Regions from separate parts of the Homo sapiens genome. Here region 1 is linked to region 2. Evidence: chromatin loops called from intact Hi-C (ENCODE). Cell type or tissue: B cell. All regions are shown on one strand.

The links. Hi-C counts contacts between places; a loop is a spot of excess contacts. Peaks named below come from ENCODE experiments on the same cell type or tissue, not always from the same donor. Only the 100,000 strongest peaks of a DNase experiment are listed, where the experiment ranks them.
Region 1: it touches region 2 in a loop (10-fold over the local background); 7 of 110 quality-filtered maps call a loop at or near these places.

The regions. Positions count from the first base shown.
Region 1 is chr14:70,815,630-70,820,629 of GRCh38, reverse strand. MAP3K9-DT (MAP3K9 divergent transcript) reads right to left here. Exons shown (of 2, transcript NR_184164.1): 2 at 4,582-5,000. Among named protein-coding and RNA genes, the nearest start is that of MAP3K9, 8.6 kb to the right of the region's middle. RefSeq lists an enhancer at 2,604-2,898. In B cell, CTCF peaks have their summits at 2,571 and 2,776; a DNase peak (open chromatin) is centred at 2,769; H3K4me3 peaks cover 384 bases; H3K27me3 peaks cover 572 bases.
Region 2 is chr14:70,666,330-70,671,329 of GRCh38, reverse strand. It overlaps TTC9 (tetratricopeptide repeat domain 9), which reads right to left. Exons shown (of 3, transcript NM_015351.2): 2 at 3,584-3,766; 3 at 1-254. The coding sequence ends at 175. Among named protein-coding and RNA genes, the nearest start is that of TTC9, 27 kb to the right of the region's middle. RefSeq lists enhancers at 3,946-4,446, 4,447-4,947. In B cell, no CTCF peak of the experiment used is centred here; a DNase peak (open chromatin) is centred at 2,009; H3K4me3 peaks cover 1,347 bases; H3K27ac peaks cover 5,000 bases.

The sequences.
Region 1 (5,000 bases), 150 kb before region 2:
CTTAGTCAGTATACTGGCACCTGTCTGTAAAAGTGTTTTCTGAACTCTAAAATAGTATATAAATGTTGGCTGTGATTACAGTGAGTGGTACAGTTGGTAGGTCGGTGGCTTCGTCTTCGTATACTAATGGAGGGTATGTCTATCAGTGCCCAACCTACTGCCTAGTACTCAATAAGCTGTCAGTCACTCTGCCATCCCTTGCCCACATCCCAGGAAGGAGTGTACCCATGCAAAAGAATGGCAATTCCATCATGTACAGAGCTGGGGAAGAGGGCAGACTATAAGATAACGAAGAGACATCATGAAGCTGCAAGCAATTGCACCTGACCTGGGTATCAACAAAACCCCAGGAAGCAAAGATGGGAAGGCTTCAGGTTGGAATCTCCCCTACTTTTCATAAAACACAAAGCACAAGAGAGTTTCCCTGATGTTCCACCGGCCAAGCAGGCTTCTCTCTGGGGCTCCCACTGACTTCACAAAGGGCTCCATCCAGTAACCCAGAGAACAGGCAACTGTCTTAAAGGTCTCATCAGTGTCAGGAGACTCATGTCTCATGTCTGTGAGCAAAAGATTCACAGCCTTCAACTAGGAAAGGAATAGCCACTTAAAAGGTCTCCTTGAGTAGAAATCTGGAAAACCACGTTAAAGGAGAAAGTATTTTATTATTTGAGTCTGAATGTTTTCTAATCATTATTGCGCCCTTAGTCATTTTATAGAGTTAAGGTTCTCAGGGACTAGACTGTTGTCATTTAACAGTTCTTGAATGAACTCCAGATGATGTAATCAACTGCCCACTTGACATCTCCACTTGGGTATAGAACAGTGATCTCAAACTTATCATGTCTAACATTAAACTGGTGAGATTTGCCCCCAAACCAGCTTTTCCCACATTCTCCGTTAATGGCAACGCCAGCCTTCCAGTTGCTCAAACCAAAAACCTTGATGTCATCCTTGACTCCTCTCTTTCTTTTATTCCCTTTCTGATTCATCAGCAAACCTGGTTGGTCTACCCTCAAAATGTATTTCTAAATTCTGGCCACTTTTGACCATACCCATTGTCACCTCCCTTTTCTAATTTGCTGTTATCCCTTGACAGGCTTACTGAATAGTCCCTTCCTCTCACAGTCCCCGCACTTGCTTTCTGAAGCCTGTTGCAAACCCAGTAGCCAGAGTGATCTTGTTGAAAAGGCAGACCACACCACTCCTCTGCTCATTGAAATCATCGGTGTGGCAGGGCATGGTAGCTCACGTCTGTAATCCCAGTACTTTGGGAGGCCACAGCAGGAGAATTGCTTGAGCCCAGGGGTTCGAGACAGTCTGGGCAACATAGTGGGACCTTGTCTCTACAAAAAACAAAACAAAGCAAAACAACGACAACAACAAAAATTAGCTGGGTGTGATGGCGCATGCCTGTAGTCCCAGCTACTCAGGAGGCTAAGGTGGGAGAACCGCTTGAGCCCGGCAGGTTGAGGCTGTAATGGGCTGAGATCACGCCATTGCACTCCAGCCTGGGCAACAGAGTGAGACCTTGTCTCAGAAAAAAACAAAAACAAAAACAAAAACAAACCTCTTCAATAGCCTGTCTCATTTAAAGTAAAACCAAAGTCCTCCTTTGACCTGAAGGACCCCATGTGAACAGGCCACCCTACCTCTTATAGCTCTTACTACCCTTGAGTTTGCTATCTTTTCATGAATACACAGGCATTTTCCTGTCTTAGGGCCTTTGCACTACCATGCAGTTTGCCTGAATGCTCTTCCCCTGTATCTGTATGACTGGTTTCCTAAATTCTTTCAGGTGTTTTTACTCAAAAGTCACCTTGTTGGCCGGGTGCCATGGCTCACACCTGTAATCCCAGCACTTTGGGAGACCAAGGCAGGTGGATCACCTGAGGTCAGGAGTTCAGGACCAGCCTGGCCAACAAGGTGAAACCCTGTCTCTACTAAAAATACAAAAATTAGCTGGGCATGGTGGCATGTGCCTGTAGTCTCAGCTACGTGGTGGCTGAGGAAGGAAAATCACTTGAACTGGCAGGCAGAGGTTGCAGTGAGCTGAGATCATGACATTGCACTGCAGCCTGGGCCACAGAGTGAGACTCTATCTCAAAAAAAAAAAAAAAAAAGTCACCAGTCACCTTATCAAGGAGGTTTTCTCTGGCCACTCAGAAAAGTAGCCCCTCCTAACATTTCGTATCCCCCTTCCCTTTTATTTCTTCTTTGCATTTACCCCTCTCTAATCTGGTATTATATATTTTAGTTGCTTACTTTGTTTCCCCCATTAGAACATGAGCTTTATGAAGGGAAGAGATGAAGGGATTTTTGCAGGAAGGGATTTTTGTTTGCTGTGTTCACTATTTTATCTCTAGTGCCTTGAATGGTGCCTGACATGTAGTAGACACGTGTATAAATATTTGGTGAATAAACGAATGAGTAGAATAAAAAACGAAGGACCCCAAATTAGCGCAGACCTTTTAGCAAGTCACTTATCCTCTCTACACTTCAGTTTCTTTGAATGTGAAATTGAGTTTTGCATAAGACAGCTCCGTTTCCCTCCAGCTATGTGCAGACATCCCTGAGTTAACTTGAAAAGCTGGGAGCACAAAGGGTGAAGATTTGGGTTCAAGCCCCAGTAACATCACTTGCCTGAGTCTTAGTTTCCACACTTAGTTAGCCCACACAACAAATTGAAAGGGCTCCACCCAGCGACCGCGAAGGTTATTCTAGTTCTTAACTAGAAAAAGCGTAATTATAAAAGGAAGAAGGCGCCATACCCCTCAATACCACACGGCGGCGCAATGGTCCACCTTTGTCTCTAAGAGGGCACTGCTGTGCCAAGTCCGTTATGAAACAGCCACCACTACCGTGCAATGTGTTATTCAGACAACTGTGACGGTTGCTCATTCCTCAGATCTTATTGGTTTGTTTAAATAACAAAAATATTTAAATTGTTACTGTTTTAGATAAGAAGGCACAACTCTCAAAACCAAAACAGAGAGCTTACGTTTGAGTTCAGTCTTGCCAACGTGATTTAAAGACCAAGGTTTGCCGGGCGCTGTGGCTCACGCCTGTAATCCCAGCACTTTGGGAGGCCGAGGCGGGCAGATCAGCTGAGGTCAAGAGTTCGAGACCACATGGTGAAACCCCGTCTCTACTAAAAATAGAAAAATTAGCTGGGTGTGGTGGGTGGGCGCCTGTAATTCCAGCCACTCGGGAGGTTGAGGCAGGACAATCGCTTGAACCTGGGAAGGCGGAGGTTGCAGTGAGCGGAGATGGCGCCACTGCACTCCAGCCTGGGTGACAGTGTGAGCCTCCGTCTCAATAAATAAATAAATACAGACCAAAACGTTTGAAAAGCTAAAGTCTAAATCCGTGTCAGGTAAGGGGTGCCACAGCCATGCTAACTTAGTCCACATATGTGTCTGCACATAACCAAGAATTTCCCTCCATGAGGTATGAGGGGTGAGGAGTAAAGGGACTGTTTGGATTCCAAGACTTTTGTTTGCTTGGAAGAAGCCGTTAAAGCGTCTAGCAAATAAAAAAGACTGTGAACCTAAGCAAGCCGTTAAGTAACAGGAGTCATTGTCATTATTGTTACTTATTAGTAGTGTCATCCTCAGCTTCTGTTTTCCTTCCTCCACCATCTCTCCAACTAACAATAATGATTTTAGTTTGAATTTTGTATTTAAAAAGATAAAAGTGATTTTGTAGTTCTTTATTACAATTACACAAATATCACATGGTTATTTTTGCTGTAGGAAAAAGAAAAGTAAAATGAAGGTGACATAGTTTGGCCGTCTGTCCCCGCCCCAATCTCTTGTTGAATTGTAATCCCCAATGTGGGAGGTGGGGCCTGGTGGGAGGCGATTGGATCATGGGGGCGGATTTTTCATGCATGGTTTAGCACTATCCCCTTGGTGCTGTCTTCAGGATAGTGAGTTCTCATGAGATGTGATTGTTTAAAAGGGTGTGGCACCTCCCCCGTTACTCTCTCTCTTGTTACTGCTTTCGCCATGTGACGTACCTGCTCCTCGTTGCTTTATGCCAGGATTGGAAGCTTCCTGAGGCCTCCCTAAAATCAGATGCTGCCATGCTTCATGTAAAACTTGAAGAATCGCAAGCCAATTAAACCTCTTTCCTTTATAAATTACCTTTTCTCAGGTATTTCTTTTTTATTTTTATTTTTATTTTTTTTGAGACAGAGTCTTGGTCTGTTACCCAGGCTATCTCAGCTCACTGCAACCTCCGCCTCCTGGGTTCAAACGATTCTCCTGCCTCAGCCTCCCCAGCAGCTGGAACTACAGGCACGCACCACCTTACCTGGCTAATTTTTGTATTTTTAGTAGAGACGGGGTTTCACCATGTTGGCCAGGCTGGTCTCGAACTCCTGACCTCAGGTGATCCACCCGCCTTGGCCTCCCAAAGTGCCGGGATTATAGGCGTGAGCCACCGCGCCTGGCCAGGTATTTCTTCATAGCAATGCAAGAACAGCCTGACACAGAAGGCACTAAAAATTACCCATGCTCCACCACTTAGCTCAGAAATAGCTGTTAAGATTTTTATATTATCCACCCAACACATTTGTAATTATATTTTATAAGGATTTTTACTACTCTTTCATTTATCATTATACTGTACACATTTCCACATCATTAAAATTTTTCATAATTATCAACAATAACATGTTTTTTTATAACCTGTTTAAAATTGACAAAAAGTGTATATATTTATAGTATACAACATGATGTTTTGACATATGTATGCACTGTGGCGTGGTTAAATCAAGCTAATTACCATATGCTTTTCACATACTTATTTTTTTGTGTGGTGAGAACACTTAAAATCTACTACCTTAGCAATTTTAAAGTATAAAATATATTGTTAACTATATTGACCATGGTGTACAATAGATCTCTTGAACTTATTCCTTTTTTCTAACTGGTAACCATCATTTTCCTCTTTTTCTATGAGTTCAACTTTTTTAGATTCCACAAGATCTGTTCCAT
Region 2 (5,000 bases):
GCATCTCTCCTTTTCGTACTGGGAGGAGACAAAGAGCTGGGGTGCAACAGGAGGAAAAATGAGGAGCCAGAAGAAGTGGGGAGAAAGGGACAGAATCCAGGACGGGGCTCTCTGCCAGGGGATGCCTGGAAGTCCCCGGTCAGGCGTGGGCGCAGCTCTGGAGCTGCTTCCTGGTTACATGGCTTCTTTTTCTCTCTGGGAGCATCGGCTGAGTTTCATCTCCGTCAGCTGGATATACCGAATCACGTTGGTGTCTGTGAGGAGAGAAATAAACCTTAGGGAACACCAGGTGAGGGCAACTATCACATTTACAAGGAATTAGCAAAGGCTGTGTCTGCAGACATCCAACAGGCCAGGCTCACTCAACCAAGGTCCCTTCTGCCTATCCATGGTGGCTGAGAGGGCAACTAGATGTCGACCCTCTCCTTCACTGTCTCCCCTTAGCAAATGTGGACAGGTTGGCATGACCCAGGGGATGTGAGAGAGAATGGGTGGGAGAGGAGAGAGAATTTCTCTCCCTCTTTCTATGCAGCAGCGTATCCCAGTGGTTTCCCAGCCGGCGCAGTTAGTTTAGTGAGACCCCAGTTGGAGTTTAACATCAGGCAAGTTGCCAACTTCTCTGAGCCTCCTGTACCATCTGCAAGAAACAACCTCTATTTTTTTTTGTTTGTTTGTTTTTTGAGATGGAGCCTTGTCCTGTTCGCCCAGGCTGGAGTGTAGTGGTGCAATCTTGGTTTGCTGCAAACTCCACCTCTCAAGTTCAAGCAATTCTCCTGCCTCAGTAGCTGGGATTACAGACACATCCCACTGCGCCCAGCTAATTCTTGTATTTTTAGTAGAGACGGGGTTTCATCATATTGGCCAGGCTCGTTTCAAACTCCTGACTTTAGGTGATCTGCCCACCTTGGCCTCCCAAAGTGCTGGGATCAGAGGCGTGAGTGAGCCACCGCGCCCAGCCAACAAGCTCCATTTTTGAATGCCAACCTTGTGCCAGGTTTCTAACCTTCATGATCTCATTTAATCCTCAATACAATCCCGCAAGGTATGTATCCTTCTCCTCACTGTGACAAAATGGAATAGGGACCTAGCGAGATTGAGTCAGATGCCAAGGAGACACATAGTAAATGGTGTGTCTGGCTGCAAAGCCTGTCTCTCCTGAGGACTGTAATACCTGCCTCATGAAATTGCTCTGAAGCCCAAAATAGGTAAGTCTAAAAGTGCTTAAAACAATGATCAACAAATATTAGTCTAATGTAATTTTTTTAAGCTTGAAGAGTTTAAAATGACTTTGCTTTATTGTCTTATTTTTGTCGTTATAAGCAGGGTCAGATGACCACCTCACCAAAACTGGGGCATTTCTTCCCAGTTCCTGTTATTAGTGAGGATGGCATGGCAGGGAACAACTGCTAAGTTCCACACACACCATAACATAAGAGTGACAGGGCTGCCTGGAATAGTTACTTCTGGAAGTAGAAATGAATACTATATCATGCTAAAAAATGCCAGGCGTATCCTCCAGAACCGTGCTGGCAGATAGCAGTGCTCCAGAAAATTCTATTGAATGAGTCCAATGGTTAGTCTTCAAGCTGCTTACAGTTGGTGGAACACGATTTATGTACGGAAAATAAATCAACAACAAGGTGTTCTTTAAAAAGATAAAAAAAGTATACATTTGGACATTTGTGACTTGATTCTAAAGTTTTTTAAAGACTTTTGAAAGGAAGATTGAGTTTAAAAAAAAAAAAAAAAGGCTGGGTGTGGTGGCTCATGCCTGTAATCCCAGCACTTTAGGAGGCCGAGGCAGAAGGATTGCTTGAGCCCAGGAGTTCAAGACCAGCCCTGGCAACATAGCAAGACTTCATCTATACAAAAAATAAAAAACATTAGCCAGGCATGGTAGTGCATGCCTGTAGTCCAAGCTACTGGGGACGCTGAGGTGGGAGGATCATTTGAGCCCAAGAGGCGGAAGTCGTAGTGAGCTGAGATCACACCACTGCACTCCAGCCTGGGCGACAGAGCGAGACTCTGTCTGAAAAAAGAAAAATTATTAACCATATAAACAACAAAAATAGCAACATCAAGTCAAAGTTGTTTAAATGTTACTTCCTCAGAGAGGCTCTTTCTGATCACTTGGTCTAAAATAGCTCCCCCCTCTTTACTCTTTTTTATTTTTTTTGAGACAGTCTCGCTCTGTCACCCAGGCTGGAGTGCAGTGGCGCAATCTTGGCTCACTGCAACCTCCGCCTCCTGGGTTCAAGTGATTCTTCTGCCTCAGCCTCCTGAGTAGCTGGGACTACAAGTGCGTGCCACCATGCCCAGATAATTTTTTGTATTTTTAGTAGAGACGGGGTTTCACCATGTTAGCCAGGATGGTCTTGATCTCTTGACCTCCTGATCCACCCACCTCGGCCTCCCAAAGTGCTGGGATTACAGGCATGAGCCACCGCGCCCAGCCTTACTCCTTTTTTTTTTTTTTTTTTAGACAAGGTCTTGTTCTGTCGCTCAGGCTGGAGTGCAGTGGTGCCATCTTGGCTCACTGTAGCCTCCGCCTTCCAGGTTCAGGTGATCCTTCTGCCTCAGCCTCCCAAGTAGTTGGGATTACAGGTGTCCACCACCACACCCAGCTAATTTTTGTATTTTTAGTAGAGATGGGGTTTCACCATGTTGCTCAGACTGGTCTTGAACTTCTGAGCTCAAGCGATCCACCTGCCTTGGGTTCCCAAAGTGCTGGAATTACAGGCATGAGCCACCACGCCCAGCGCCCCCATTTACTCTTGATCTCTTTATTCTGCTTTATTTTCTTCACAGCGTTTATTACTACTAAGTATTTCATTTGTTTACTATTTGTTTGCTTGTTTACTGGTTGACTTCTAGCCATCCCTTGGTAGAGAGCCCCTCCCTGGGTTCTGTCCCCTCTCCACACTTTTTTTTCCCACTTACAATAGACAGTGAGCCATTATAATATAAGCTCTTTGAAGGCAACAACTTTCTTTTGTTCACTACTATATACCTAGCAATATTGTACCCCCTCAATAAATATCTGTGGAATGAATGAATGAATGACTGGTGGATATGATCTAAGTGAATGCTATAGATAACACATGTCCTAAGGAATAGCATCTGACTGGAGAAGTCAGAGCATGCTTCCTGAAAGGTGCTGGGCTTAGCATCAAATTTGCCTGTTTGTATTCTGTGTCATCAACCAGATGTGAGCGCCTCATGGGTAGCGGCAGTGTCTTTTCATTGATTCCCTTGGTGCTTAGCACAAATCTTGGCACATAGTATGAATTCAATATATATATATTTGTTGAATAAGTGAAGAGAGCTGGATTCTGAGTTGAAAAAGATGAGGAATTCTATACTCTATTTGAAGAGAAGAGGGGCCTGTGCTCCCTGGAACTCAAACCCTAGGCAAATGCATGGGCTGTGTGCTCCTCTTAGGTCTTATCATATATATCTGATCCCTAATTTTGCCATCTCTGTCCCTGCCTGGCCCTCCTAGCCAAGAAAACTGCTGAAATGAGAAGGTCCCAGGAGCCACCAGAGCAGGGAGGAAGTAAGAAAACAGCTATTTCCGCCTTACCTGTTGGTTGTTGGGTCCTTGCTTCTTTCAGGTAGTAGAGTGCTTTGTCATAGTCCCCAAGGTGGTAGAAGGCCACACCAGACCGGTAAAGGGCCTTGAAGTTCTCCCCTTCCTTCTTCAAGACTTTGAGGCAATATTCCTTGACTCGTTCATAGTTTACCAGCTCAGCCTGGAGCAGGCAGGCTATGGAGGAAGGGAGGGAAAATGCCATCAGCACAACAGTGGCCAGCTCTGCATGTTTCCCTTGAGTTGCTTCTCTCCAGAGGTTTAGCAGGGTTGGGGTTTTCCACTGGGGTTTACATCTTGGGATTTGTCTTCCAATAATCCTAGCCTCCCTGACCAGTTTCATCACTAAAAAGCCATGTTAACAAGGCTTGAGCAAGTCACTTAACCTTGTATTATGGGTTGAATTATGCCCACCCTTCCACCACCAAAAGATATGTTGAAGTCCTAACCTGCAGTACACAAGAATGTGACCTTATTTGGAGACAGGATCTTTACAGAGGTGATCAAGTTGAGGTCATTACAGTAGGGCCTAATCCAGTGTGACTGGTATCCTTATAAAAAGGGGAAATATGTACACAAAGACAGACACACACAGAGGAAAGACGACATGATAAAACATGGGGAGAAGAGAGCCATCCATAAGCCAAGGAATGCCTGAGGCTACCAGAACCTCACAGAGAGGCATGGAACAGATTCTTCCTCACATCTTTCAGAATAACAACCCACCAGCACCTGGATCTTGGACTCCTAGCCCCTGGAACTGTGAGATCATACATTTCTATTATCTCAAGTCACCCAGTTTGTGGGACTTTGTTGTAGGCAGCCTTAGGAATAAGCTACCAGAGGCAATCATCATCTCTTCATCATCATCTTCATCATCATCATCACCATCATGGCCAATATTTGTTGAGTGCTTACCTTGTACAGATGCTGGTCTCATTGTTTTACATGTATTACTGATATAATCCTCAGAATACTCCAATGTGGGTACTATTACTGTTTCAATTTTATAGGTGAGGAAGCTGAGGCCCAGAGAGCTGAAGAAATTTCCCAAGTCCACACAACGTGAAAGAGACAAAGATGGGATTTAAGCTGAAGCTGTCTGGCTCCAGAATCCAAGTCCTTCCTAATCTAGTTGTTGGAGGGATTATATAAAATAATGGCCATAAAGTACTTAATGTGGGCTTGGCACATAGCAAGCATGAAAAAAATGTTAGTTAACATTCTTAGAATTCTTTTTAGTCTTGTACCAGTAACATCTGCCTCTGACTTCCCTCAAGTTCCCTTTCATGTATATTTGTCTCTGCAGTTCCTGAGAGAGGGGGCTTTCTGGTAGGCTAGTGACCAGCTCATACAAGCCACATGTCTGGACATGAGAGACCTAGGTGTCCCAGGCAAGAGGAAGCTATGG